2 separate regions of the Mus musculus genome follow, and region 1 is linked to region 2. A link is a loop called in an ENCODE intact Hi-C map of the cell type or tissue named here. Cell type or tissue: left cerebral cortex. All regions are shown on one strand. Each heading gives the region's core, and the rest is flanking DNA. Links, peaks and the distances in the headings are about the cores only. Region 1 has its middle 33 kb from the start of Gm31129. Region 2 has its middle 46 kb from the start of Gm7538.

Region 1 (12,786 bases), core at 3,738-8,737, 80 kb before region 2:
GGGAAGTCATTTCTAGATCTTTTTCTTCCTTTGGATTTTCTGTCATTTACTCTTTCTTTCTTTCTACATATTTTAGCAAAATTTAAAGTTGGTGTTTAAAGTCGGCGTAGAAATAAAAGGGTTTCATTGTGGTATTCCCATATCTATGCGCCTTTTATACTTTATTTGAATTCATTCCTCACCCTGGTGCCCTCCCCACGGCTCCTGTGTCCCTCTGGCTGGTTCCCTCTCGTTCCCCAGATTAATTAAATAATGGCCGGGCTGTGGCATGACCGCATACAAGTACAGAGGAATGTACTTTATTCACATGAATCTCGCTTCCTTCTGTCTCCTCTCTGCTTCCTCATCCCCAATACATCCCTGTCTACTGTGGTGGCTTTTTAAAAGACACATTTAAATTTTACCTATTATGCATTATGCATAGGGGTTTGTGAGTGCATGCGCCTCTGGGCATGGCTGGAGGTCTGAGAATAACTCTCAGGAGTTAGATTTTTATTTTTCACCATTTGGGTCCTATTGCGATCACAGCACCTTGGCCTGCTGAGCATCTCCAGGACCTCAAAACTGGTGTCTTTTTCGGTGTTGGGTGATCGGATCCAGCACCTTACATATGAGATATATTCATGGGAGGGCACACTTGTGCCACGGGACTCTCGGGAAGGTCAGAGGGCAGCTTTCAGGAGTCAGTTCTTACTTTCTACCTTCCCCTTATGTGGGTGTGATGGTTGATCTTTGGTCATAAGGCTTGGAAGCAAATGCTATATCCTGCTGAGCCATCTCACTAGCCCTCCCTTGAGACAGAAAAGACACAGGCCAAATCAGAGGGAAAAGGTGGTGGGGTGGGGGGAGATGGGGTAAGAGAGAGAAAGGTTTATAGAAAACACATTTTATCCTTTACTCATAACTCTAATTTAAGGCAGAGGGACACCTGGGAAACAGGCTCCATGCTGGGGGGGGGGGGAGACTCTGAGTCTCTGATATGATGAGCAATGGTCTCAGATGCCTGAGACCCAGGAGGTTCCAGGACGTGGGACTTCCAATGCCAAAACTAGGCAAGTTCATGGACACAGGATCCAGGCCAATGACGCCATGGGTAAGAACAAGCTACCGGGAAAGAAAAACCAGCACAGAAGGGGAGAGTGGTAAGTGACATCAAAGAATGCAGTTGGCTGTCCCCTTGAAGTCAGAGTTCTCAGCTCAAGAGTTGCTGAGCAAAGAGATCCACCTTGGGTAGGAATGAGTGGAGGCAATGGGGAGCACAGACTATGGATGGAACCAGACCAGAGAAAGTCTGTCAAGGATGCTGACTATGTGCTAGGGAGAGGGCTTATCTAGGAAATCACATGGCACACAAGCGTGATGACTGGGGTTTGGATCCCCTGCATCTACATACATATTGAGTGGGTGTGGTGATCTGCCTGTAATCCCAATGGCTAGGAATTTCAGACAGGGGGGTCCCTAGAGTAAGCTGCCTTGTGTAGACTCTCATCCAAACGATCAGGCTCTGGGTTCAAGTGACAAACCCTGTCTCCATCTATTGGGGGGAGAGTAACTCTGGAAGACACTCGGCATTGACCTCACGGGTCAACACAACACAGGTCACAAAGGTCACAATACAACAACAAAGACAACAACAACAACAACAAAAATAAAGACCTTTTTTTTTTTAAATCAACTACTACAATTTTAAGAATTAAGTCAAAATAGTAAGTCACGACAAACCACAAAAAGCTGATGCAAAAGACAAGGCATTGTGTAGAATTCCCTTCCGGCAGGAGAAACCAAGAGAGCAACTTCATCACACCGATTCCCTCACGCTCCGGCAGGCAAGTGATAAAATCATCAGATGAGGGTCCGGGCCTGTCTCCTGCAGTCACTTTCACAAGTGTGCCGTGTCTAAAATAATGAAGGCGGCTTCATTAAATGAAGGCTGGCTGCCGCCCCTGTGCTAATTTGAAATAGGCTTATTAGTTTAATGACCACTCCGAATCATCAGAATTCATTAGTGTTAGCGCCCTGGCTTCGTTCGACATCAGCCCAAGGCTCCAGGCTGCCAGGCTCACCCCTTCTCTCTCTTGCCTCCCAGAGAGGAAGCTGTGTGTGTGCTTGTATGTGTGCACAGAAGGTAGAGACAGCCATTTCACAGACTGGCACTTCTTGTCTGCTTTCTCTGTTTATGGACTTGAGCCCTTTTGCACTCAAACAACAACAACAACAGCAATAACAACAACAAAATTACTATGTGTCTTAGTTCATGTTTTTACTGCTGTGAACAGACACCATGACCAAGGCAACTCTTATAAGGAGGTTTGATTGGGGCTGACTTAGGAGTTGCTGAGAGTTCTATATTTTCATCTGAAGGCTCCCAGGCAGCTAGGATGAGGGTCTCAAAGGCCACATCCACAGTGACACACCTACTCCAATAAGGCCACACCCACTCCAACAAGGCCACACCTCCAAACAGTGCCACTCCCTGGGCTGAGCATATACAAACCATTCCACTATGTCTGTTTCTTGTTTTGAGCACAGAAATCCATGGGTTGTATAGAGGAGTCTTTGAAAGGGTTTCATTTACATATGACTTGTTCATAAGAGTTTAATCCAGGAGCTGGGAAAGACAGCTTACTTGGTCAAGGCTTGTCTTGCATATGAGGACCTGAGTTCAAACCCTAGGGCCCACCTTTAAAAAGCCAAACAGGCATAAAGGCAGGTGCTTGTAATCCCAGCACTGGGGAGGTCGAGGCAGGAGGATGACTCTCTGGGGCTCACCAGTCAGTCAGCCTTGGTGAGTTCCAGAGTAGCGAGAGATTCTGTTTGAAGAAAAGAAATAGTCGGAGCCTGAGGAGCAGAAATTCTCTGAGGAGCAGAAATTCTGGTTGTCCATATGTGCACACATGCAAGTGTACATACAAGTCCATTCGTGCATGTGGACATGCGTGTGCGCACGTGCACACACACACACACACACACACACACACACATGAACACATGTGCACTGGCACACACATGAATGTGAATAGCATCCAGATGTCCCCCCCCCCCAACCCATTCTGTGGCTTCCATTTCAACTCTTGCATGTTTCAACTTTGTCTTACTCCCCTGAGGACAGGCATTCCTGACATCCTCTGTGTGTGTACATATGTTTATACATGCGTGCATACATGCATAGATATGTGTACATGTACATATACATATATACTCAGATATACAATCACATATGCACACATGCACATATATGCACACATATACACCCACACATACACACACACACACATGCACTGTCCTGGTTGAGTTTTTATCAACTTGACACAAACGAGGGTCATCTAGGAAGAGTAACCTGAATTGAGAAAAATGCCCCTTTAGACTAGCCTGTAAGTATGTCTGTGGGGGTATTTTCTTGATTGATGATTGATGAGGGAGAGCCCAGCCCACTGTGGGTGGTGCCAACCCTGGGCAGGTGGTCCTCATCAGTATAAAAAACAAAAACAAAAACAAAATGAGCCAGCCATGGGGAATATGGTGGTAAGCAGGGTTTCTTGTAAAGCAGAAACCTGTAAGCTTCTGCTTCAGTTTCTACCTTTAGCTTCTGCTCTGATGGCCCTTCATAGTGAACTGCAACCTGTAAGCCAAATTAACTCTTTGCCTCCTAGTTGCATTTTGGCTAGTGTTTTATTAGAGCAATAGAAAACACTGATAACTGTGCATATATCCAAATGTACAGATAGATACATATATGTACATACATGTCTATCTGTAGTGATCAGAATTTCTATCCTGTGCAGGCGTCTTTTTTCAGGATGGATCTGTTATATTTTTACTATGACAAGACAAATAAGTGAATACAAGGCTGTCCATCAATACAAAGAGCAGGCTCCACCCCTGCCGCAACCTGAGAGCCCCTCCTCCCTGAGTGTGTGCATCTGTAACTACAGCATGATAGGCCCAGGAAAGCAAGAGCAGCAGACAACCCCTGGCTCTCTCTGGCTTGAGTGGTAGCTGTGGTTGGGGTAATGGCCTGTGTCCTAACTCCAGGCTCTGAGAGCAGGGATTTGTCAATGTGAGGAAGAGAAGGAATTTTCCCCCTATTCCTTCTTAAGAACTAGAAAGAGATTTTTTTTTCCTGTAGCTTGGAGGCAGTTTTGTTAGATTTTTTTTTCCTCCTCATTCTTTGTCTTTCTTTCAGAGACTCTCATAAGGGACATCTGTGCTTACGAATAAGCGAAAGCCAAGCGTCCTGAATGATTGGCTATCTTTGGATCATGATCCATGGGAAGGTAGTCCTTCACTCTGATTCACTATGGTTTAGGAAGGGGGTGGAGAGAGAGAGAGAGAATGGAATCATAAAAATTAAGTCCAATCAATTTCTAATATGCACTACTGTATTAATGGAGCTTGAGTGTAGTTAAACTGGCTGATAAAATGATGTCATCATGTTTGAAAACAAAGGCAAGGACTGGAGTACGTGGGTAGTTCAGTTGATTATGCTTGCCCTGCAGGAAAGAGGACTGAGTTCAGGTCTTCAGCACCCACATAGAAACTGGGGAGAGTGGCAGGCATCTGTAACCCCAGGGATGGTATGTGGGGACAGATGGATCCCTAAAGTTCCTTAACCAGTGACCTCAGGATTCAGTGAGAGTTCCTGCCTCAGAAGAAATGCAGTGGTGACTGACTGAGATAGACCTAAAGTCAAGGCCTGGCCTCTGCCCTCTCTGTCCTGGGCTATATGGTGCTTGCTGTCCAGTCTCCCTCCAGAGCCCCTTACTAGCAGGGACTTGCTTAGGGACCCAGAGGATCAACCAGCACACAGGGGCGGCTCTTGGGGTAAATGTGAGTTGCAGATTTCCGAAATCTCTTCAGCTTTGTTTTCTCTCTTCTCCCACAGGTTATCACAAACAAATGCCTGGATTTGCTCTATGATGTTTCCACAGAAATCGAGAAGGGAAGTGGAGAGTCTTATAAAGACCTTGTATGAAACAGGCAGATATACACAGCATGGAATGTCCCAAAAAACAAGTCCTGATGGGTTGGGGAAGGAGGGAGCATAGTGGGGGCGGTCTGCAATAACTTTTCAAATCCTGGTACTCAAGCATCTCAGATAGGTCATACTCTTGCTTTCTTACCAAAAAATGTCTAAACTGTCTCCGGAATTGAAAGTCTACTCGTGGGCGACAGGTCAGTCCAGGGCCGCATAACTCAAAGGGACTTGGTTCCCAATGAGCTTCTGAAGTCTCCGAAATGAGCCTTCTGCCCTCATCTACCCTGACATATAGTTGAAGGATTGACTCATGAAGTGCAAAGGAGCAGAGGCCTGGGAATCAAAGTCCACTCCGGGGGTGGATCCCAACAGAGAAAAGAATTCTGTTTGGATGGTTAAAAGGAGAGATGTTTTACAGGGAGTTATTATTTACGGAGGTGTCAGTGGGTTGGAGAACTAGAAATAGATGAGACATTCAGGGACTTCTAATGACCCTCCCTGGAGCATGGAGATGCAGAGACGATGAGAGGAAGTGGAATTCCCAGGGTCCAGTGAGAACTTGATCATGGTCCTGGGTCATTGCCTACAAGAGGAGTAGACATGGTGGGCATAACCACCTCTGGAAAGAAGGTACAGAGACAGAGGCTGTGGAGGCATGGGTGCCCCAGAATTTCTCAGTCTTGACTTGTGACTCCCATTGGCCAAGCCCAAGTGAAACCCGATATCCAGGCAAGCACAAGTCACCTAAGTCTACAGGAACTGTGGCAAGGATGGAGCAGAGGGACACATTTTGGGTGATGGAGAGGGCAGAGTAGAAGGCACACATCTTCAGTCCGGGATAGCAAAGAATGGGACAATGAAACCTGCTTATTTGTTGAGAACAAGAAGTCAATGAGAACAAAATGTATAGGGTGATATTGATAGGCAGGATCACTATTAAAATTTCCTCATGTTTTGGAGAGGTGCCATCTTCTCCATTGGACTTTGGTTGGGAGGGTGTCTGGAGACAGGGAATGAAAAATGGGTCCTTGGACTTCTGTGTCCTCAAAGGTTTGCTGGGTGACGATGATGTTTCCCATGGTGCCAGCCTCCAAGGTGACTCTGGGTGATCCTATAGGGATGGGATGCACTTCACTTTCTCCCAGGGCTGGTTTGTAGGACCAATAGCATCCAGCAGAAGATACTTTTGGCAGAAGCCAAAAGAAGACACTCAAAAGAGTATCACTTTTGAGTTAGGCAACACAGTTACAGCAATGTCTCTCTCTTTCCCATCTTCTCTCCCTTTCTTCCTTCCTTTGTTCCCATCAAGATCTCCTTTCCTCTCCCCTCTCCTTCTCCTGTTTCTTCCCCTCCCTCCCTCCATCTCCCTCTTCCTCTTTCCCTCTCTATTGACCTATTGAAGCTGCTTTAGAAGAAGAAAGACCCACACAGAGAGTTGCTGGTTCTTCCCGACACCACCTCACAGAAAAGCTTGGAAATGGACTTATGCCCAGTTGAACCCTTCAATGAGATGGCTACACTCCTGATCATGTGAGCCAATGAGACAGAACCGCAGCGATGCTACTCCCACAGTCCTGACCAACAGAAGGTGTAAGATAACAGACATTCACAGTTTTAAATCACTCACTTTTGGACAGCTCCTGGTAGGAGCGTGGTATCAGAATCATTTGCATATTCATATAACTGAGGGTTATTAATATCCACTAGACACTTTTATTCCATGCTTATCACAGTTATACACAAAGCCAGAAGATCACCCTCTCTTAAATATGTGGCAATGTACTTTGACTGCCTCCCTGAGACTCAGTTTCTCCACTTTACAATAAATATGACAGCAGTGTCTATCAAGGGGTTGTCTGAGGACCGAATGGAATAAGATACTCCAAGTGCCAAGGATAGAGCCTGAAACACACTGACTGCTCAACAAATTCAGTTTCTATTAGTCAGGGAGAGAAAACGGCTGGCTTATAATGAAGATGTCTGTTGCAGTCGCAATGATCAGATACATGACTTAAAAACAGACGTTTATTTTGACTCGCGCTTCAGGGCATCCAGTCCACTGTCTCAGCAAGGCAAGTGCCTGGTTGCATGTCAGTAGCTGGTGGGGGTGCCAAGAGCTAGGCCAGGAAGCAGGTCTGGACCATAAACCTCTAGACCTATCCCTGTGCCCCTGTGGTGCCAGTTAGGCTCCGCCACCTCCCCCAAACAGCGCCGCTTACTGGGGACTGAGTGTTCAAACCCATGGACCCCCTGGGGGAATCTTCTCATGCAAACCCTGGCAAGGTATCTCAAGGAGACATAGGAGGAAAGTTCGCCATGGTCGGTCCCATGGTAGTTCGGCTGTTAGTTCCTTTGCTTGCTGAATAACAAGCCTGTTCCCAATGGCTGCCAAGCACAGGGAGGAACGCCCTCACCCCCACTCCCCGGCAGCCAGCATTCAGAAAGTCCTCCAGCCCAGCCACGAAGAATCGACTGTGTCCACCCGTGCCTCTCTGGCAGAAAAGAGAATCCCTGATTTTTCTGGACACGTTCTGTCGCTCTCTGGCTGCGTGCCCGGCTTTACTAAGCCGTTCCATTCTCTCATGACTCAGGGATGAGTGTGGGGGACTGAGTCATGGGAAGCTGGGTGGGGTGCGGGTGACCACGTGGTGTGGACCGTAAGTTATACAGGCTTGGGGGGGGGAGGGCTCACGGAAAACAGCGGCGTGCACCAGAGTGCAAAGAGAGCAGAGAAACCAAGCTCAGATGCAATTCCCTTTAGCTGGGGAAACTGGTGTTTTCCTATCACGGGGAGGGAGAGCTGAGTGAGAACTTGGTCTTTGAATTCCCGCCCTGATGCTCTTGTTACCTTTTAGGACAATCTCCCCCTAAAAGACACAGGGGGAGAGAGCGATGATTATGATATTTTCAAGTTTTAGCACCACCCCTAGGACCCGGTAGAAAGGAAATATCAGTGGGATGGGTGAGGACCTTGCTCTGCAGAGAGCAGTGCTTAACCCGTGGAAGGCCCTGGGTTTCACCAGTCAACTCCAAAACAAAATCCAAACAAAAAAACCACAAGGAAAACGAGTCAAGATCCTTCTCAAGCATCGAAAAATTATAAACAGGACAGAACAGAATTGTCAAGGGCAGAGTAGGTAGGGCCTTTTTTCATTTCATGTCTGTTATAGCGCACATTTTCAAAATTAGCACCCAGAAGAGCGTAGATGTTTTGATCCACGCTGCTTGTAATTGGGGTAGAACTCGGACTACAAGATCCATTATTGACCAAACTACAAGATCGCTCATCCGTTATTGACCAATGGAGATTTGATTCTGAAACTACCAGAAGAGGAGTACTCAGTAATGAGGCACAACCACAGGCCAGAATCCCAGTCCACACAGAAATGCAAATGACATCCGATTAATGAACCATCAAGTCCTGATACAATAAGAATCACACAGCCTAATTTTGTTTCAAATAATCTTCGATGAATATGTATGAATATAAGAACTCTAGATATCTGGAAAGTCACACACACACCACCATAATGTCAACAGTCCCAAGAGGTGGCCTAGCTTCGGAAGCAATTAGAACCAAAGTGGATTTGATGTAAAAATAAATCTGTAAAAGTCTATAGCGTTTGGGACGGCAATATGGCTCAGCAGCTAAAGGTGCTTGCCACCAAGTCTGATGTCCTGAGTTCAATCCCTAGGACCCACACGGTGGAAGCAGAGAACCAGAACTGGCTCTTACAAGTTGTTCTCTGATCTCTGCATATGTACAGTGCCATGCACACACACACACACACACACACACACACACACACACACACACACTCGCGTGCGCAAAAACATCCCATAGTATTCTTACAAGCATGTTTATACCTAGTGGATCTTTACTTTTTTATCAGGCAATCTAAATATTAGAGATGAAAATCAAGGCGCCCTGAGTGCTTTGGGTTTCTTGGCAAAATAAGCAAGCCAGGGGCTGCTAGCTAGTTAAGAGGAAGGGAACAGGGAATCACAGAGCAAGTGAGCAGTGGAAGCCAGAACCTGAAAGAATGGCGTGTGCAGCTGTGTGGGAAATGAAACTTCACATGCATCGTGCTTTCGGTGGGCGCGGGGGTGGAGAGTGACAGGTGCACAAGGCTCACTGTCCTGTTACCAACACTGTGTGTTCAACCATCACTGGATGCTCAGCCTTGCCCTGCCCTTTTCTTCTCTTTGGCCGTCACCTCTTTTCAAACAAGAATGCAACCATTTAAGCTCCTGTATCAACCCCTGCTTTCCCTTCTCACTCCTTGCCTCTCTGTCCCCCATGGCCCCCAACACGTTCTTGTCTCCTTGTCATCTCTCCCCATTTCCCAAGTGGTAATTCCCTTCTTTTGGTCCCCTTGGCTTCTCTGCCATCCCTGTTCGATCCTTCTCTTCCATTGCTGTTCCCCGAGAGAATTCGCTATCCATCTTAGGCCTCTAGACCACCACCACCACCAGCAGCAGCACTCAGAACAAATATTCATTATAATGTCAATGCTAGGTCCCCACTCCAGACCTGCTGTACCAGACACTTGGGGAGTGAGGCCCAGTGAGCTGTGTTTTAATCAGCCCCCCAGGGGGGATTCTGACACGTGTTCAAGTTTGAGACTTCTTGTCTTGGAAGGAAACGTCAATTTATGAAAACATGCCAGTATCTCGGAGTGCTGACCCAATAAGCCTTCATTTCTAAACATGTAAAACCCTCCTGTGCCCATTAACTAATTAGGATGTCAGACCACCAGGCTGGCTGGGACGCTTTCAGAAACAACACGAGCAATTACACTCAGGTTCTCTGATTACCATCAGGCTGTTAAATCCCTTGGCCAACCTGTGCAGTCCCCGCGCTCCTTCTCTGCCTCGCATCCTCTCTTCCTCTGCTTCCTTCTAAGCTGTACAAAAGGGAGAGGGGTGTGGAACGTTTATTCTACTGCCTAGTTGTTTGACCGTCTGCTAAAATACATTTTTCAGATACTGATAAGAATGGTCAACTATGAAAGATGCCATTGCCCAATCCAGACAAAGGATGCAGAGAACACAGCCTTCTCAACTTCAAGATGGACTTTTCAGAGTCCAAGTACCTGGTGGCTCTTAGAATCCTGAACTTGGGCTGGGGCCATGGTTTTGTTGGTCAAATGCTTGCCGCACAAACATGAAGATTCAAATTTGGTTCCCCAGCATTACTGTAAACATCCATGTACAGTAGAAGGGAACCTGTAATTCCAGGGTGGGAGAGGTAGAGACAATAGGATCTCTGGGGCTTATTGGCCAATGAGCTTCAGGTTCAGTGAGAGAGAAACCCTGTCTCAAGACACACCATGAAAAAGGACCAAGGAAGATCCCTGAGGCTGACCTCTGACCTTCACATAGATATACACATGTGTGCATATACATTCATCGTGTTGGCTAGCTTTATGTTGACTTGACACAAGTTAGAGTCATCAGAGAGGAGGGAGCCTCAATTGAGAAAATGCATCTATAAGATCAGGCTGTAGGAAAGCCTATAGAATATTGATGGAGGAAGGTCCAGCCATTGTGGGTGGAGCCATCCCTGGGCTGGTGACCCTGGGTTCTATAAGAAAGAAGGCTGAGCAAGCCATGAGGAGCAATGGTCTCTGCATCAGCTCCTGCCTTCAGGTCCTTGCTTTGCTTGGGTTCCTGTCCTGACTTCCTTTGGTGATGAACAGTGATATAGAAGCAAAAGCCAAATATAGCCTTTCCTTCCCAAGTTTCTTTGGTTGTGGTGATTCAACCCAGCAGTAATAACCCTAACCAGGACACCTGTTTAACAAACTATTAACTATATGTACACACATGCACAAATGCACATATGCATACGCATGCTCATGCACATACATGCTCATGCCGTATATGAATACATGTTCATGCACATATATGAATACATGTTCATGCTCATGCACATGTATGCATACATGCTCTTGCACATACATGCTCATGCACATGCATGTTCATGCACACACATGCATGCATGTTCATGCACAAACATGCTCATACACATTGAAGTCCTTAACTTGGCTTCAGAACTCCAAGCTCCATAATGAAATTCTCCCCAGCACAAATGCATTTGGGAGATGCTGTTCCAGGACTCCCACACTTTCCTCCCTCAGAGCACCAGCCACCTTCAGTAGCAGGTAACCAGGAGCCAGAAGCCACTATTATGCTCAGAAGTATATGCTGACCTTGAAACACTTGTGCCTGAAGGCAGAGGTTCCTCAACACCCCTCCCTGCAGGTCACTCAGTGGAAGGTGACCAAGTCTGGTGTCCAACCTGTGAAGATGGTGGCATTGGCTATGATGGACTTCAGGACAAAGGCTGAGAAAGTCAGTCCTGTGCTGTGTCCCTTAACCAAGCAGGAAATTCCTCTGAGGTTTCTAATTCTGTAGACCTGGCACTTGGCCTGGGAGTCTAGATTTTTATAAAAGCTCCCAGGAGCTTTGGATGTAACCAAGGGTTGAAAGCCACTGATTTATGTGAATCTACGCATGGTGTGGTGTATCCTGAGACATATGGGATCCAGGAATGTCTGTAGTCTTTGAAATGCTGGGATTGAAAACAGACAGATTTTTATCAAATCATCCTTGGACACCTCAGCAGGTGAAAGCAGGCTAGGGTTTTGCCTGAGGAGAGGGACACTGAGCTGGGAGAAAAGGACTCTTAGTCTTTAATAAACTCAAACTCTACAAGATTGGTGTTCAGTTCAGTGACAGAGGGAAAAAATAAATAATTCAAGGGAAAAAAATGAAAATGTTTACAGCCCATTTTCCCTCATTAAACTTGAAAATAGTTGTATTGAGTTCCACAAGGGAACAAATTATTATTGCTTTTTTTTTTATCACTGAGTTTGTCTTGGTGCTCTTCAGCTTGCTTTTAGCAGTAGAAGTCTACTCGAGAGATGTCTTGGTATCCAATTCCTGTGATCTAGAACATGTTCAAGGAATGGCTCCCTAAATCAGGGCTTCTTCTCACTGATATTCGGAAGCAGTGGAGGCCTGGGCTGTGAACAAGAGTGAGAATCCATAACATACTTAACATACTTTGTAGATGCTACATACACACACACACACACACACACACACACACACACACACACACCATACACCCCCAAACACAACATATACAACACACACATACAGATACCAATATACACATCATATACATATATGCAACACACACATACCACATATACACACATCACACCACACACAGACATACACACACAACACATACACACACATCACATACACATACAACACATTATAGGCCACAAAAAACATAGACATAACACATACACAGACATACATACCACATACAGACATACACACACCACACACACTATACATACTACACACACACACCATACACAGGACACACTGCATAACACACACACCGAATTTACAGGCATAGCACACACACAGACACACAGTTATAGACACGTACATATATAACACACAAACATATACAACACACACATACAATACACAGACACATGCAGAGCACACCCACACACACCTCACACATGACACACTACATACAACACACACACTACACACACACCCCAGATCCACAGACATACCACACATACAGACACACACACATACAGCACACACATACAACACACAGAGACACATGCACAGCACACAAACATACTACATACACACCACACATACCCCACACACACTACACACACAGACATATACACATACACACTACCCTACTGAGATCAGCATCCCCCTGTATCAAAATTCAAGATTATCTGATAAGTAAGAACACGTCA
Region 2 (12,786 bases), core at 4,562-9,561:
TTTCAAAAGCCCATGCCAGCCCCAGTCTCTCTCTCTCTCTCTGCTTTTGGATCAGGATGTAGTTCCCAATTACGCTCCAGCATCACCCCTGTCTGCCACCATGCTCCCCACGATGATGATAATGAACATACATTCCAGAACACATACTCCAGAACTTATATTTCAGAACACATACTCCTGAACATTTACCCCAGAACTCATACTCCAGAACATTTACTCCAGGACATATATTCTAGAACTCATATTTCCAGGACATATATTCCAGAACACATACTCCAGAATATATACTCCAGAACATATACTCTAGAACACATACTTCAGAAACATAAACTCTGGGATATATATTCTAGAACAATACTCTATATATTCCAAAATATATGCTCCAGGACATATACTCCAGAACACATATTCTAGAAACCATACTCCAGCACTTATGCTCCAGAACACACATACTCCAGAACACACACTCCAGAACATGTACTCCAGAATACATACTCTAGAACATATATTCCAGAGCATATACTCCAGAACACATACTTCAGAACATATACTCCAACAAAGTGGCTTAAAATAAAACTAAAAAAAAAAAAATGGAGACTTTCTGAGGATGGTAATTTCTCTGGAGGGAAGTGTAAAGGCACAGGGAAATGCCAAACCACAGAGAAGAGGAAACGGGCTCTAAATGCACTAAAGGGGAAATAACTGTGAGTGTTCTGTCCCATGGCTCAGGAGACACAACAGGGAAGGGGCATGTGGGAAGGAAGGGTTGACCTAGAGCTTATGTATTAGTGGTGATGCGATTCAAGGGAAAGGGTGAAGCGTGAGGAGTGAAGCCAGCTCTGTCTCTGTCTGTTCACTGCTGGAACCTCTCCCTCTCCCCAGAACAGTGCCCAGCACGAAGAACGTGCTTCATAGCCCACTGAGTGAAATGAATGATGGATGTACAGGTCCAGCCTAGGGTGGATAGTCCCCTCTATAATTGTACTGGTTGGCAGTATTTCACTGGGAAAATGAGGCAGGAAGAAAGGGAGACAGCCAGCCTGGCTTCCGGTCCTTGCTGCACTCATTTCTGAGTCTATACTCTGCTCACTAGCATGTTATGAGTAAGGTATTTCTTTTTTAAGATCCAAAAAGCTGTTTGCGGCAGCCTAGGGAGATGGATCAGTGGGCAAAGTGTTTGATGACCAAGTATAAGGCCCAGGGCTCAGATCCTGTGTCCTGTGGGAAGATCCTCTGGTGTCTTCTAGTGGGGTCAAGAAAATGCCTTCATCTGCATGTTAAGAACTGGAATGAGAAGCTTAGGAGGAAACCATGAAGAAGCCAATGAACCCCCTCCTTCTGCTAGCTCCAAACACCTTAACGGAAACTGTGAAAGGTAGCCTGTCTCTCTGTGACGGAAACGGAGATACTAAGACACTTTGAGAAATTCTCTTTTCTTTCGTTTTATATTTTTCTGTCTTTTTTACCCTGTCTCTCACATAGGGTCTCTCACTAAACCTGAGAAGGTGAATGGGCTAGACTGACTGGCCAGTGAGTCCAGGGGAGTCCTGTGTTTCTGCCACTCCCCTCTTCCTCCTCCTCTCTTCCCCTTCCCTTTCCCTCCCTTCCTCACTCCCCTATTCTCCTCCCCTCTTCCTCCTTCCCCTCCCCTCCCCCCTCCCCTCTTCCTCCTTCCCTCCCTTTCCCTGCCTCCTCCCCTTCCCCCTCCCCCTCCCCTATGACAGAATGACAGGTGCATGAGGTAACATGAGCAGTGTCATTTTCCCACCCCTCTTTTTTTATTTAATTTTACATCTTAAAAATAATAATTTTAGTAAGTCTTTGAGAACATATACAGTGCATTTTGGTCATATTCTCCCTTCCCCCAACTCTTCCTGGATCTACCCCACCTTCCTATCCAAACCATCAGACTTCATGCCCCCCCCCCACACATACACACATACACCATAGCATCCAATTGATGCTACCCGAATACTCTTGGATGTGGCGCCATGCCTTGGGTAGAGCATGATAGACTACCAAGGACCACACAGGCTCTCCCTCTACCAGCAACGATCAATTGCCATTAGCCTTTTAAACGACAAACATCTCACTCTAGACCCCTAACTGCTATACACCCATGCTGGCCATGAACTCACAGCAATCCTCCTGCCTTAGCCTCCTGAGCATTATACAGACACGAACCACCCCACAGGGCTATCTTTCCTTTCTCAAGAGTCATATGTGTCAGAGTCATATGTGCTGAAGATCAGTGACCAAATGAACTTAAATGAGCTTATTCTAAGCATCACTTGATGTTGTAATCTGGGAAGTGTGAGCCAAGGTTGATTGACAGGCTGGCCCCTTCCCTCAGTGGGCTAGAAAGTCACTGTGGGGCCATTGTGAGCTCTCAACATCTGCAAATCAGGTGGTTCACAATGGCCCTGGAGGAGCTCCTGGTCCTGGTGTTCCTATGTTGATTGACAGCTCCTCTGTACTAGCTTGGAGCATACAAACAGTAATGGCGGCACTTCCGTTTTAATTAGCACTATAGCACTGCTGTTAGCAGTCCAGCAGGTCTCTGGTCTCTAGGAGATTGGTGTAGAAACAAGGGAAAGAAGCTGGACTTTCAGCAGAGGTGTGAACAGGGGTCAGCATGAGGACAAAGGAGAGAGTTCTCTACAGAGGAGAGAAATCCTAAAGGGAGGTGAGATCTTACTCATAAACAAAACATTTGCTACTGACACTGGCCAGGCTGCCATGAGGCTGGCAAGCCTCAGATCTCATCAGCCCCAGTCTGTAGAGTCTCTGAGGTACACCAGGGTCCCCAGGTGTTTCCAATGAGAATAGAGTGTCGGTGACATGATGGGACCATGCGCACTGGAAAATTCCGAACAGGAAAGGAGAGTTCTGGTGGCAACTTTGTTTTAGGACAGGTAAGTTCCAGAAACTTCTGAGCTGGGCAAAGCAAAGTGAGGAGGAATTCCTGAACCAGCAACCCAATGAGAAGTCATAGCATAGCTATAGCACATGCTTTCATGGGATAGAAACCTCTGGTGTGTTTAGATTGTGTGTGTGTGTGTGTGTGTGTGTGTGTGTGTGTGTGTGTGTGTGTGTGTACACGCATGTGTGAGTATGCAACTCAGCTCTGTATGTAAGGGCTGAGTGCACATGGATCTTTTTCTTAATTGTGTATGGGTTTTTGCATGTTTACATACGTGTTCATGGGTTCACATGTATGTGCTTGCACATATGGAGGCTGGATGTTGGCAGTCGATGTCTTTCTTTCTCTCTCTCCATCTTGGTTTCTGAGACAGAGTCTAAGAATACAGCGCTTACCCACTCAGATGAGGGTGGAGTTCCGGGGACTCTCCAGTCTCCACATCCCCAGTGCTGGACACACCTGTGGGCGAACACAATTTTAGAGTCCCACTGTGGTTCTGGGTCATCCAGAGGCATCCTTAAAAGTGTGTGTGACTTTTCTGTGTGTGAATAGCACCTGAATAAATGTAAGAGAGACCCAGTTGTGTGACATGGCTAAGCATGACAAGGCATCTTATGAGGGAGATGCACCCTCTGAGGCAGCCAGCCACTTTGAAGAGGTGACCTGGGCACCATTTATTGAGATCAAGAGGAAATCCTCAGAGTCCCACTCTCCTCCCCACACCCAGCCTGGTGCCGCGTATGGTTTCCCAGCTCCTATGGCCCGGGATAGCTCAGACCTTATTCCCAGAGATCTTATTCTTATCCCGCATCCTTCCCAGCATGCCTCATCCTCCAGCTGACAGATCCTGGCCGAGAATTGCTGTCCCTAGTAAATATTTCAGTGCTCTCGGAGATCAATGGTATATCATCGATGGGAAATTGGATGTAAATCATTCTGGCTTCCCTGTCACCCCAGAAATCAATGTTCACACATTAGGCCTATGAGCTACTTAGGAGGCTCTGACGGATGATGCTCGGATTCAAGGCGCCACACCTGAGTCCTGCAGTCGTCTCTCCTCCCTGGGAGGATGGAACCGAAGATTCCATTGCCCGGAGAGGATGATGCTTCCCAGAGAGATGCTGGCATAAACAATAGTAGCAAGTCACTTCCCAAGGCAACCAAGCTCTGTCTTCCCTCCGGAGTCCTTGGACATCTTGAGAGGCTGCAGGTAAACCTGGAGCCTTGCGATTCTGCTCCTTCTTTTGTCTGTCCATAGCTAATCGTATATCACCATGAACTGTTTGTGGACTATCCCCTGTGACTCCTCAGCTGATGCCACTGTTCTGGGAGGTTGTCGAATCTTTTAGACATGGCGGGGTATGGCAGAGGTAGGACCGTTTGGGGCAGGACTGGCAGGCCTGAGATCTGTTTCTGACCTATGGAGACTGAGGAGCCCTGGCCACACACTGCTGTGGCTTTGAACTCTGCTGTGGAGTCTCCATTGCAATGAATGGAACCTTCTCAAACCAGGAGCCAAGAAAAAAACCCTCCCTCCTTCAGTTAGGTTTTTTTGCCACAGGAAATAGAAAAGTCTCTCTTGTTAATATCTGCCACTACATGGGTGTTGAAAACCATCCACACAAGAACACCCTTTGGCCCACAAATTCTGCTTCTTGGATCGCGCTAAAGTATGTGGACTACGGTTTTGTTTGCAATGAACATAAATGAACAGCCCGCAGAGGGCTATGGGTCAGATTATCTACGTGTTACCTAGGAAATGAGACGCCATATAGCTGCGGTAATCTATCTGCAGACAAGGGTGGCTCATTATATATAATAAAAAAGCCTATGAAACAGAATCCACCGGATGTCCCTGCTGCGGGGAATGGGACACTGGGCTTGATTTATGACCCTGCTCTTAGAAAAGTTTGAAGCATGGTCAAACATTCACTCGTCCGTAGTTTATGTATATATGTGTATTGTATACAGGCATAATTTTACATCTTGCCTTTGTCTGTCTTGTAACAGAGTCTCTCTATCGAGCCCTGGCTGTCCTAGAACTCACTCTGTTAGACCAGGCAGTCTGGCCTCGAACTCACAAAGATTCCCCCTGCCTCTGCCTCCCGAGCGCTGGGATTGAAGGTGTGCAGCACCATACCCAGAGCCACACCTCTGTTTGACTGATATGAAATATTCAGAGGTGACTAATACTGACAATGTACTTGCTTTTGTGTGTGGAACTCATGCATTTTAATTAAAAAACAAAAACAGCTAGAAAGCACATATGGGGCAGATACTTCCTAGTGGGAGATTTACTCCCCCATGTTTGTGGACAGTATATATATTGCACAGATGTTAGTTATAATTATGGCTTACTTCTCTTCTGTTGTCATAGTTATGATGCTGTGTATAACATATATAATATAGGCCTGCTGAATCTCTGTTTTCTAGTTTTTATTTGCATGGGTAACATATACAGATTATATACATATATACATATATACATATATACATATATACATACATACATACATACATACATATATACATATATACATATATACATATATACATACATACATATATACATACATATATACATACATACATATATACATACATACATATATACATATATACATACATACATATATACATACATACATACATACATACATATATACATACATACATATATACATATATACATACATACATACATACATATATACATATATACATATATACATATATACATATATACATACATACATATATACATACATACATACATACATACATACATATATACATACATACATATATACATATATACATACATACATACATACATACATACATATATACATATATACATATATACATATATACATATATACATATATACATATATACATATATACATATATACATATATACATATATACATATATACATATATACATATATACATATATACATATATACATATATACATATATACATATATACATATATACATATATACATATATACATATATACATATATACATATATACATATATACATATATACATATATACATATATACATATATACATATATACATATATACATATATACATATATACATATATACATATATACATATATACATATATACATATATACATATATACATATATACATATATACATATATACATATATACATATATACATATATACATATATACATATATACATATATACATATATACATATATACATATGTTTCTTGTTTTTTTTCCCCCTTTTGGACACAGAGTCTCGCTACATAGCCCAGGCTAATCTTCCAATGCCTGATCCTCCTGCCTTAGCCTCCTGAGTGTTGAACTCACAGGCCTTTACTATCTTACCTGTCTTTTTTCTGGATTTACACAATGACCCACAAATTGGTTGGGCCAAATTAAAAGGTATTCCTCATAACACAGTGAAAAGACGCATAAGCATCTGGGTCACTGTGAAAATACAGGCGGGTCACCCGTGCACCCTCTGAGACAGCTAGCTGCGCATAGGAGATCGAAAAATCCACATGTCACACGAATCCACATTGACACATAACCACACCACTGGAGAGTGTGACACCCACCTGCATGTTAACCCAGCCATGTACATACCTAAGGCTCCTGAGCCACTCCACTTAAAGCCCCTGTGTCCTGATCCTAAGGACAGGGTCTCTCACCGCTATGGCACTTGGCTGGTGTGTTTCTTGGAGTGTCGGGACCTAGCCTGCCACCCGCCTCTGTGCAGAGACTGGATGTGGCAGGAACTTGGTAGTAATTTGCAGAGAAAAACCCAGCTCCCTGGGGAATATGCAGCCCCCGATTGGTCCGCTGGGCACCGCCCTGCCTTACGGTGGCAGAGTAGTCAGGGATTCGGTCCGCCAGCTATGAGGACTCTCTGGGACCAGGCTGGGCACCCTCCAGCTCGCACATGCCCTGAGGGCTAAGCTTAGGACAGCCTGTTTGTTCCTCTTCTGCCCTCCAAGTGGACTGGGAGACCGGGAGGGGGAGGGGGGCAGGACGGGGGACCAGCTCACTGGGACTTCCTATTTGCTAAAAGCTGCTGGTTCCCACAAATCCCAAAATAGAGTCCCTGGCAGAGATGTGGACTCTGAAACACAGAGACAGCTGCGAAGAAAAAGTGGGAGGGAGTGGGTAGGAGGGCCAGCAGCTTCTGCCTGGAGCTTCAGAGGGATTTCTGGGGCCTGCGGACACGGAGGGGAGTTCTCCATACTGTTATCCCCTTGTTTCCACCAGCACCCCGATTTAACCTCATCCGATAATGTTCTAGAGTGCTCCACAGAGAGGCTCGGTGTTTCTTCCCACTCACCGGAAGTTCTTCTCGGAGTTCAGTTGAAAGTCTACATGATGAAAAAAAAAAAAAAAAGAAAGTCTACATGAGGCAGCGATTTCCGTCCAAGGTCACACAGTCTCTTGATCGACTAGGACATAAATTCACCCTCGTTTTTAATCTAAGCAGATCCACAACCTTTTTAACGTATGATTTCTACCTAGCTTCCCTGGTTTGAGCGCTATGGTGAGCAGAGGGACCAACTAGATGCTGCCCACCCAGACTTGAAAGAGGCATCACCCACATGGCAGAGGGGAGCTCTGAAATGACAGGTTCCTAGAGAGGAGAGTTATTTTTCTTGGTGTCATGATTAAGACAAACAAACACACATGGCCAAGGACGAGCTAGTTGGCTCAGTAGATAAAGAGGCTTGTGATCAAGCCGGATGAACTAAGTTCAATTCCCAGGACCTACTTGATTACTTGATAAAAAGTGAGAACTGACTGTCCTATGTTGTCTTCTGACTTCTGTTCTTGAACCTTGGCCAGAGCACATACACGCACCATACACATAGACATATCACACACATATACCATATACACACACACACATACCACACACTCACATACACACACACAGATACACCTCATACCATAAATATACCACACATACAATACACAAATACATACACACACATAGACATACCAAACACACCACATACACATATGCACACCACACACATAGACACACCACACACCACACATACACCACATATATACCATACATACATACATACATACATACATACATACATACATACATACATACACCATATCGCGCCCCCCCCCACAGAGCACAAAAACATAATTTTTAAATCCTGGCTTAGATTTGTCACCCAGGGTGGACAGGTAGCACTTGGGTCTCAGTAGGACAGCAAGTTATAGGCAAAAAAAGGAGGTGTGAGGGAGACAGCTCCATCAGAAAACACTTGCATTACAAGCACTGCCACCCGAGTTCAGCCCACAGAGTTCATGTAAAAACAAAATCAGGCACAGTCACACAGGCTTGTAATCCCAGCATCAGGGAGGTGGAGACGGGTAGATTCCTGGCCAGCCAATCTCTACTTATTGGTGAGTTCCAGGTCAGTGGGAGACCCTAACCCCCACCTCCAATAAAATCAAGGTGGATGACTTCTGAGGAATGATATCTGAAGCTGCTCTCTTGTCTCTACATGGAGGAGACACAGGAGACATGTAAACACACACACACACACACACACACAAAGTAAACTAGAGATAGAGTCAGCCCTGATTGTGGCTGTCACCGTGAAGACTAGATGGCTCAGAAAACAAAATAAAACAAAGCAAGCAAGCAAACAAACAAACAAACAACAACGGACACAGGTAGTGGAGCCAGAGCAGTGCACGGAGTCCAAAGCTCAGAGTGAAGGTTTTCTCTGCAGCCAGCATCCCAACTCCACTCCCAACAGCCCCACCCATCCGTGTCAGGGGAGAAGGCACAGCTGGAGGATGGGATGCCTAAAGTTCCTAGTGAGGTTGAGCATCATCCACCCACTGCTCCCTCCACACTCTTCCCAGGGCATGGACCGTCATCCACAAGAGGAAGGGCTGTGAGGGATACACCAAGATGACACTCAGGAGAGAAAGCCCCTCCTCCCCACCCCACCCCACCCCGGTGGGATGCTGAAGAGGAAGAGTTGTGTGGAACATGGGCAGCTGCTAATCTCTCTGCCTCAGATTTGTATCTGAGCACGGGAATATTGAGCCAGGGTCTCACAGACTCACTGCTCATGGGGTGCTAAGAGAAACAGCCTTAGTAAATGCTGGCTGGCTTCGGCTAGACCAAAGAAGGAGGATGTCTCAGCCGCAGCTGTACAGCCAGCGCCTGGCAGAAACACCCAAGTCTATCCAATTGTCTTTAGAGCCTAGCTGGGGACATAAACAGCTGCCTTTGCTTGGGGTGAAGGGTGGGGGTGCCCTCTCTTTCCCTCTGGCTTTGTGCTCTGGAAACTGCCTCCCTTCCTCAGGGCTGGGAAGCCTTCCATTACTCTGTTCCCATACAGGGAACACTTCGTTTTTTGAGTCCCAGCTTTGAGTGGAGCCAGAGCTTTTGCAGAGACCAGCCAGGCTACCCAGCCTCTCATGCCTCTGTGGATTCCTTTCTCTCAGCATGTCAGGGTGACAGAGACCAGCCCAGGTCTGGCAGGCCTGGACACTGTCTGCCCAGGACTCCCTCTAGGCAGAGCTCTGACAACACTGGGGGTGCTTGGCCACTGGTGGGCATCTGGGTGAGAAACGCGGTGACAGTCTTGACTGCCACCTTCTTTTCAGAAAGCACCATGTTTCATCTTTTGCTGTTCCAGGGAGGGCTTCTCTTGGCTCTTTTACAGCTATAGACATGGAGGCTTAGAGATGTCAGGGCGTTTGCCCCACGGCGCACAGTTCAAAGGCTCACCACGGTACAAGACTACTTGGGACACTTTCTTCCCTTCTTGTTCCGTGCCAATGGCCTGCTGAGAAATGAGCAACCAACCTAAGAGTGAAAGGCCAGTTTGCCTTGCCCCTAATTAAGAAGCTTGATATAACATATGCAAATATTTATTAAAATATTGGCTTTTTTGAAGCTCGAAATAGGGCCCTTTCGAAAACTCCAGTCCCGTTTATTTCCCCAAACCCTGGGCATTTAAATACCAGTTACTAGCCCATAAAGTCTATTTTATGAGTTACTAATAGTTTTTACCATAATTTATTCTTTACCCAAATAAACACCTAAAAAGGAAAAAAATGGAAATCACTATTCTATTGGAAACTACTTTGAGGCGGCACTGACCAGGATGGAGTCTAGAGGAAACTGTAAGAAAGCCTACAGGGAGGTTCCATGCACATCTGGGGCTCTTGGATGGGATCTGCTGACCTAAGGCCACGAGGGATCAGATGGGTCCTGCCCTGATATCAGCATGATCTCTCCTCTGACTTAAGGACCTTAAAATGCAACAGGAAGGCAACACACTCAAAGGTCAGACACCTTTTGGGGCCATCATTCTGCCTTCCAAATTCACCAGAACAAACCCAGATGTTCTGGGTAGAGTAAGAGAAAGTAGAGGAAGGGAAGGAGGGAGGGAGAGAAGGAGGGAAGGGGGAAGGGAAGGGAAGGGAGGGAAGGAATGAGGGAGGGAGGAAAGGAGGGATGGAAGAAGGAGAGGGGGAGGGAGGGGCGAGGGGAGGAGGAAAGGAGAGAGGGGAAGAAGGAAGGGAGGGAAGGAGGAAGGGAGGAAGGGAGGGAGGGAGGGAGGGATGGAAGGAAGGGGAGGGAGGAGGAAAGGGAGGAGGGATGAGGAGCTGATGTGCAAGGGGGTGTGGGTTCACAGATCATTTAACAGAAATGGTCCCAACCTCCTTAATGCCCCCACCCTTTAATACAGTTCCTTGTGTTGTGGCAACCCCCCCCCCCAACCATAAAGTTATTTTGTTGCTACTTCATAACTGTGATTTTGTTGCTGCATTGAATTACAGTGTAACTGTCTGATATGCGACCCTTGGGTTTAGACTCATTGATGAAGCACTCTTTGGCTGACGCCTGGTTCTCCCGCCCTGCCTTAGGGCCAGGTGACTGGCTTTGTATGTACCTGGTTCCTTCACTCTTCTTCCAAATCCATGCTGGAAAACATCAGGAAATGTCTCAAGCTTAAAAAATAATTAAGATCCATACCTCCTCTTCCCTCAGCCCCACTGTTGATATTGTTGATATGTATATATACTTTGCTTAAGTGTCTGTGCCTGTGTCCACTGTGCAGTGTGGTGAGAGGGGTCAGAGGTCAACTTTTGGGAGCCGGTCTCCTTCTAGCACGTGATGGGAACCGAACTCACAGAACCTGCTAAGCCAGCGTACTGACCCCTCATCCTTTTGTTTTGATACCTAGAGATTCCCAGACCTATGTTTTCTGTTTCCAGCCTTGTGCCTGCCCAGTGGGAAGAGATTCCCCAAAGCCTTTTGCTCCATACAGTGGACTGCCTCCCGGTGACCCCAGGAGACATGCACAGCAGGGCTGAGGCAGACAGTGTGTGTGTGTCTGAGGCTCTAGGCCACTGGCTTCTCTCTCTGGCAGGCCTGGTCTCTCGCCCTTTGCTAACTGCTTTGATCCTCTCACTTTGTAAAAAAGTTCCACAACACCAGTGGGTCCCCCTCGGGCTTTAACCTTGCAACCCAGTTGGCCCTTGTAAAAAAGTGGGGGTGTGGGCCAGAAGGAAGCCAAGCAAACAGGCACACAGGCGCATGCCTGCCTCCAGAGCTGCCCTGGCTCTGTTCCTTTAATGGTTCCCTCCCAGGACTCTCACGATCAAAAAAAGACAAATAAAAGCCTTTTTACAAGATGGCAGTGCTGTGGTCAGGTCCTGACTTCAGGGGCAGTAAACACTTCCTTCCCAATCTGGCTTTCTGCAACTGGCCGGCTGCTTCTTGAGGCCCCCTGCCTCTTTCATCTTTGCCAAGTTCCCGTTCCTTCCCCCAGCCCCAAATCCAGCCCCTGCTGCTCGATCATCTGTTCTTGCTCTCTTCCTGTCCTGTCCCATGAGGCTACTGTGGGTCCAGGTGGATTCAGCATTCAGGAACGGATCAGACCCATGCTCTGAGCTGCTAATGGAAAAGAAGCCTGGTAAGTCAGATGAAGGCTGGGAAGGTGGCTCCACAGAGGGCTGGGAAGTCAGGTGTGTGTTTGTGTGTGTGTGTGTGTGTGGTATATGTGTGTGTGTGTAGTGTGTTTGTGTTATATGTCTGTGTAGTATGTGGTGTGTGTGGTATGTGTGTGTGTGTGGTGTGTTTGTGTTATATGTCTGTGTGGTGTGTTTGTGAGTGTAGTGTGTGTGTGGTATGTGTGTGTGTGTGGTGTGTTTGTGTTATATGTCTGTGTGGTGTGTGTGGTGTGTTTGTGAGTATAGTGTGTGTGTGGTATGTGTGTGTGTGGTGTGTTTGTGTTATATGTCTGTGTGGTGTGTGTGGTGTGTTTGTGAGTGTAGTGTGTGTGTGGTATGTGTGGTGTGTGTGGTGTATATATTATATGTTGTGTTGAGTATATGCTGTGTGTGTATGCTGTGTGCAATGTGTGTGCTCTGGGTGTATGTTTGGTGTGTGTGCTCTGTGTGTGTGTGGTATATGTTGTATGTAGTGTGATGTGTCTATTATATGTATATGTTGTGTGTGGTATGTATGCTCTCTGTGTATATGCTGTGTCTCCTCTATGTTGTATGTCATGATGTGTGTATGCATGTGTGTACAGGTCAGAAGTCAACTTAGATATCTTCCTCAATCTCTCACTACTTCGTATTTTGACACTAAATCACTCACTAAATCTGAGATCACTGTTGACTAGACTGGCTGGCCAGTGGAGCCCAGGGCTCCGCTCCCTCTGCCTCTCCAGTTCCGAGATTACACACATACATACACTCGTGCTGCACTTGGCTTTGCGTGTGGTTGATGGGAATCCGAACTCAGTTCCACACACTTATGCAGCTAACAGTTAACTGATGGAC

Evidence for each region. A loop is a pair of places that touch in the nucleus more often than their neighbours do. Peaks named below come from ENCODE experiments on the same cell type or tissue, not always from the same donor. Only the 100,000 strongest peaks of a DNase experiment are listed, where the experiment ranks them.
Region 1: it touches region 2 in a loop (2.4-fold over the local background); 2 of 42 quality-filtered maps call a loop at or near these places.

The regions. Positions count from the first base shown.
Region 1 is chr5:119,160,418-119,173,203 of GRCm38, forward strand. No RefSeq gene overlaps it. Among named protein-coding and RNA genes, the nearest start is that of Gm31129, 33 kb to the left of the region's middle. In left cerebral cortex, for the core only: no CTCF peak of the experiment used is centred there; DNase peaks (open chromatin) are centred at 6,556 and 7,513.
Region 2 is chr5:119,240,075-119,252,860 of GRCm38, forward strand. No RefSeq gene overlaps it. Among named protein-coding and RNA genes, the nearest start is that of Gm7538, 46 kb to the left of the region's middle. In left cerebral cortex, for the core only: no CTCF peak of the experiment used is centred there; DNase peaks (open chromatin) are centred at 6,516, 7,066 and 9,280; H3K4me3 peaks cover 431 bases; H3K27ac peaks cover 1,147 bases.